Regions from separate parts of the Homo sapiens genome. Here region 1 is linked to region 2. Evidence: read pairs that join two places in POLR2A ChIA-PET (ENCODE). Cell type or tissue: GM12878. All regions are shown on one strand. Each heading gives the region's core, and the rest is flanking DNA. Links, peaks and the distances in the headings are about the cores only. Region 1 overlaps LINC02661 (long intergenic non-protein coding RNA 2661). Region 2 has its middle 110 kb from the start of LINC02661.

Region 1 (2,824 bases), core at 111-2,610, 150 kb after region 2:
TCTGCCACGTGTATCATCTAATTAAATCCTGAATCCAACCCCATGAATATCTGCATTTTTTTCACATGGGGAAGCTGCTTAGTGATGAAATTACTTTGTTGACTTAATTTGTGTCATTTGGCCTCCAAAATCCCATGCCATTTTCCCCCGCATATTTTGTTTACTTAATGACCTTAGACAATCATCTAAATCCTGGTGGTTGAAACGTCCCCAAGACATCATTCAAAGACCTTATCTCTCACTATATCAGATATCCAGGCGGCAAGCAGCTCTTGAATTCTACATGAGATCCCTTCTCAGACACATGTCACCTTTCCATTATCTGAAACGGAGGGGCTAGGCTTTGAGCTGATGCTCAATGAACCACATATGTGTTTCTGACTTGAATTTGCAATCTCAGTCTTCTCTCTTTATTTGGGATGATAATCCATGACTTCACGGCCAAAGCCCAAAATTGTCCTGATTTATGTTCATCTATCTCATCCTAGAAGCTTTAGGTTCTTAAGAAGTTTTTGAATTTGTTGTTGCAGAGAAAAAAATCTAAGTGTAGGAAGTAGGATGGAAGGGAAACAGCAGAGCAATCTATTTGGGCTTTTTGCTATACTCTCTAAACACAGCTGGCTCTTCCATGTCCCTTAACACAGCCTGTTTGTATGAGTCTGGGACATCACACTATAATATCTCCTCAAAAGAATTTCTCTGTACTGTTTTCTGCCTTGACCCACTACTTTTTGATTATCTCTACGACTCTACAATGTTGGACTCCATTTCCTGGACCTCTATAGTTGCACCTAGTCCTTCACTTAGTTAAAAAGTCAAACTTTTCTTTCTGGCTTAGTGAATTTATTCCTCATTTCTCAATTCTATCACCATAACCCAACGTAGAGAGTCATTAACCGTCAGATTTGTTTTCATCTCTAAAAGTAGGAAATTTGACTACATTATCTAAAGAAGGAAAGGAAAAGGGAAGGGAGCAGTACACACAACATGAATGATCAGAATTTCAGAGGTAGAAGGGAATTTAGTGGAAATAAAATCTATTGTTTTTGGTTTTACCAATGGAGAAACCATTATGTCAGTAGAATTTATTAGACAAAAGTATATGTACAGATAATTGTAGATATGCATATAATTTCACTGAAGCTTATCATAAACTTAGGTTAAGGACTCTGCAACTGGTGCTCAGGTCAAGACTCAATGCAATTGGTGTTTGGGTCACATATTAGGTACTTAATTTAGAACACATGTCTAAGTGTCACATAATTATCTTTCGTTATCTTTAGTTGCTTCATGTGTATTAAGCAAGTGTATTTAACTATAGAACTTGCTGAATATGTTTACATCAAACCTGTAGAAAAAAATAGGACAAGAAAAAGGTAAAAACAGCTAAGACAAATGAAACAATGAAATTTGTGATACAGCCGTCATTTTACATCAAATGTATTCATTTCCATGAGGGTAATAAAGCTTTATACCCTCATGTTGATTTTACCAATTAACAAACAATAATTATTTATCACATGGAATGTTCTAATTTTTAGTGTAGATAATATGATTCCCATATTGAGTGTTTAGATAATTTGAGTTCAACTTCTTATCTGAAGTAAGTTTAGCTTCCTATTCAGAGATATTTGAATTTGAAAGGTTATAAGGTTAGGTATTTATACTAAATGGAGGAAGTGAAAACTAGAGAACAAAATAGGTGCCTCTCTGCTTGGGTGATAAATGATTGTGCATCTAAAATGTTATTACAGTTCTACTGAATCATGAAACATAGCTTATATAATTAATCATTAAAACATACTGAATCTGCTGAAGAGAGATAAAGAAAAAAATGAACTCAGCAGTATTTCAAAGCCTAATAAAGAGGTGTTTAAAATGTTGATTTAATCTTTATTATTTTCAAGTAGCTTTATATTTTTATTTAAAACCAGTTTTATTATACTTCATTTAAAAATATATAACTACATAAGTAATCCATTAGGGTAGTCAGACTTCCACCAAAAACTACCAAAAAAAAAAAAAAAAACCTGGAGGGCAGATAAATGAAAATATACCAAATGTCAGAAAGCTCTCAGACACATAAATGCATTTTTCTTAACATGTTCAATAAGAAAGGCAAACAGAAGCTGAATCCTCAGCTATTATTAGTGAAGGAGAAGTTGTCCAAGTGATTCATGAGGCAGAGTTTAAAACTTTGTATAATTGCTGGTGCAACAAAATTCAGCTATAAAAATTCACAGGTGCCTTAGGTCTCCCTAGAGTAATGAACTCAATGTAGTCATCACACAAGGAACATTTCCCAAGATCTTTCAGCTAAAGACAAGTAAGACTTTAAGTGTTCCAGAGTCCAATTCCAATCTAGATAATTCAAACTCAGAAAGACTCATGTCGATTCCAGACTGGGATGTAAAGGAGTATGCATTCCCAACCATAACACCATTCCACTAAATGGTCTGCAGAAAATATAGATCCAGAACTGGAAGAAATATATGCTATATTTAGTCAAACTCATTCTGTTTCCGATCAGAAATATCCAACCAAAAACGGCTTAAAAAAGAAACAAAACAGCTGGGCGTGGCAACTCACGCCTCAAATACCAGCACTTTGGGAGGCTGAGGCGGGCTGATCATGAGGTCAGGAGATCGAGACCATCCTGGCTAACACAGTGAAACCCCGTCTCTACTAAAAAAACAAAAAATTAGCTGGGGGTGGTGGCGGGCGCCTGTAGTCCCAGCTACTCGGGAGGCTGAGGCAGGAGAATGGCGTGAACCCGGGAGGCGGAGCTTGCAGTGAGCCCAGATCGCGCCACTGCACTCCAGCC
Region 2 (2,824 bases), core at 250-2,749:
TTGACTTATTTCTCCACATCTCCCTGGGATAACGGCATCAAGAAGTCTTTCCTCGGGTATAACAACCCTATTTTAATGACACAACCTCTGATGAGCAATAGCTTTCATCATTTTCAGAAAAAGATAGAGACAAACAAATGACAAGCAAATGTCTGAGACAAACAAATGACAAACAAAGAACAAAAAGGAATGAAACTCAAGTAACTTTAAACAGCAAACTCCTGGAGGAATAAAGGGGATGCCAGATAAGAAACAAATCCTTTTATTGCACTATTATCTTTCTTAAATGTAGTTGCTCTCTTCATGAATACTCTCTTTGTCTGGGGACATTAGAAGAAGAACCACAGCTCTAAAAGGCTGGCTGCCAGAGAGATTATTAGAGGGAACATTGCTGGTGCTAGACATTAACTTCGCACTCAAATAGCCCATGATTAAAAATAATGCTTAAAATTTATGGGACTTCCTCTAGTGTGGAAGCTACCCTACTAGGCTATAGATTTTAATATCATTTGGGTTTTGCTTTATATGAGAGTAATAGCTACATTCCTGCAAAGTTGGGGGTGATTTAGATTTTGAAAACTGAATTCTATTTAAAATGCACTGTGATAACTCAATCTTTGAAGGAACCCTGCAGTCTTTGATTCTGTGAATAACCATGACTCTGAAAACCTTGTTGAATTATTTTTGCAAGTTCAGATTTTCATATCTCTGAAGAGGAGTCAATGGTTTTATCTCAGGTCAATTTTGTTTATTAATATTTATGGGACTCTTTGTTTTAAATGGTGAATCTTTGTTTCTTTTTGCCGGATACTAGGTTGATTTCCTGAAATGTGATTATTTTCAGTTGGCTTCTTTATTAGTGTCATGCTGAATGTTTCATATATGAAAAATATTATGGTATATTATATTTGAGGAAAGTGGAGGAAAAATGGGCTAATTAACACATAATATTTATCATGGCCTGAGAACAGAACAAAAACTCTGTTATAATTACAGTAGAATTACCCTATTTCTAGTAATAGAATTACTCCTCTTCCAGAAGAAGAGGAGATGTTCATATAAAAAATACATCAGGGACACTTGCAGGGGGTTAAGAACTGACTACGCAAAGGCATGCACTGAAGTCATTGACATTTACATTATATTTGCTTCTGGTGGAAAAATAGGATAAATTTAAAAGAATAAAAAGGATAAAAAAAGAATGCAAGTCTTTCAGCGAAGATAATTTATTTGTTAAATTAGCTATTTATAAACTGGCAGTCACATTTATCTGTAGAACAAACTTTAAAACAGAGGAAACAATTTTAGTTTTACTTTACTATTAGTTTGGAATTGTGCTACCATAAGTATCAGATTTCCACTGAAATGGGTTTCATTTTCCACCCTCCCATTATGAAAAATGTAAAGTATACATAAGAGCATGAAGTTCTAACAAAGCCTGCTTCATTATGCTTCCACATTCAATTCATGCAACTACTAAATTCTCCCAGGAAATGTTCTCAAGATACTATGGTCCACATCCATCATTATGTGCTGAAAAAGCAGGAAATATGCCTATTAAAGAAAACATTCGTGTGGACAATACATTCCCCAGCAGCAATACTTATAATAACACCGCCCCCACCGCCACCATCCCTGACACACACACACACACACACACACACACACACACACACACACAGCAGCTGCATTCAAGAAGAAAAAGATGAGCTGCTGGCTAAGAGTCGGTTGCAGTTGTGCCCAAGGTCATGTGTCCTTCCTTCCTTTCTGCATGATTTGCATTGTCAGCTACCAGAGGAAGACAAGAGCTGGTAGCAGCAGGCTTTTTATGTTAGTGTGAGACACTAACACGCACCCAGCTGACATGTTTGAAGCTAAACCTGCATCCAGATCGATTGTGAGTCTTCCCTGACCCCCCCAGCCTATGTGAAATCCCTTAATGCTGTGCTTCTCTCCTTTAACACACTCATAACGGTAACAAATGTACATTTAGTATTATGAATATTCTATTACTTCTGTCTCCAGTCTATCCTATAAGCTCTGTGAGTTTAGGGATCTTGTATTTTGTTCACCTTTGTGAACCCTGTCAGTCAGAGGACTGATAGGGGCTGTAAAGGCAAATGCTGGGAATAATCAATTGCTTCAAGACAAGTGAGCTTGGACTCTGAGAGTCTAGCATGAAGACAGGGTCAGAACAGAGCAGGGGGTCTATACCAGGTCCTCAAACAGGACAGCTGACTGAACATTTTAGCCTAGAAGCTGGGCAGACCTAACCCCAGGAAAAAAACAATGCCCAACCTTCAGGGGCATGGGCTGCCTAGAACCTAATATTATGGCAGAATTTGAGCATCGCTGTGATTTGAGATTCATTGTATCTTAAATGCTCTATACGTCAAACAAAGTTTTAAATTGACGAACAAACTGTATATATTCATGGAATTGTGTATTTGATATCCCTTACTGAATAATCATTGCCAAATACAAGTATGGGCATCAAGAGGATAGGCTGGTAGACTGATGTGATATTGAAAAGCTTTGATTACAGAAGTATTACCCAGGGTAATACAATGTCCTTTTCATATTCAGCCTCAACAGATGTGTCCAGTAAAATGAAATAGAAGCCATGGAAGCTGCTCAGGGCTTACTCTGCTCTGGCTTCCTTGGGTTCATGGGGCAGAGAAACCCCTAGAGATGACTTTATGACTTTAATATCTTCTATTGATATGTCTTCTTTTTTAAGAGAAAGTTAAAGGGTTGAGACAGGGAGGTAGTGAGGAAAAATAATTTTATGTCTGCTTACATGGAACATCATTCTGCACATATT

The links. ChIA-PET counts read pairs that join two places held together with the same protein. Peaks named below come from ENCODE experiments on the same cell type or tissue, not always from the same donor. Only the 100,000 strongest peaks of a DNase experiment are listed, where the experiment ranks them.
Region 1: POLR2A ChIA-PET joins it to region 2 with 5 read pairs; 2 of 35 experiments call an interaction of 5 or more read pairs at or near these places.

The regions. Positions count from the first base shown.
Region 1 is chr10:108,747,552-108,750,375 of GRCh38, forward strand. All of the region lies in intron 2 of LINC02661 (long intergenic non-protein coding RNA 2661), which reads left to right. Among named protein-coding and RNA genes, the nearest start is that of LINC02661, 40 kb to the left of the region's middle. In GM12878, for the core only: no CTCF peak of the experiment used is centred there; no DNase peak of the experiment used is centred there.
Region 2 is chr10:108,592,809-108,595,632 of GRCh38, forward strand. No RefSeq gene overlaps it. Among named protein-coding and RNA genes, the nearest start is that of LINC02661, 110 kb to the right of the region's middle. In GM12878, for the core only: no CTCF peak of the experiment used is centred there; a DNase peak (open chromatin) is centred at 1,803.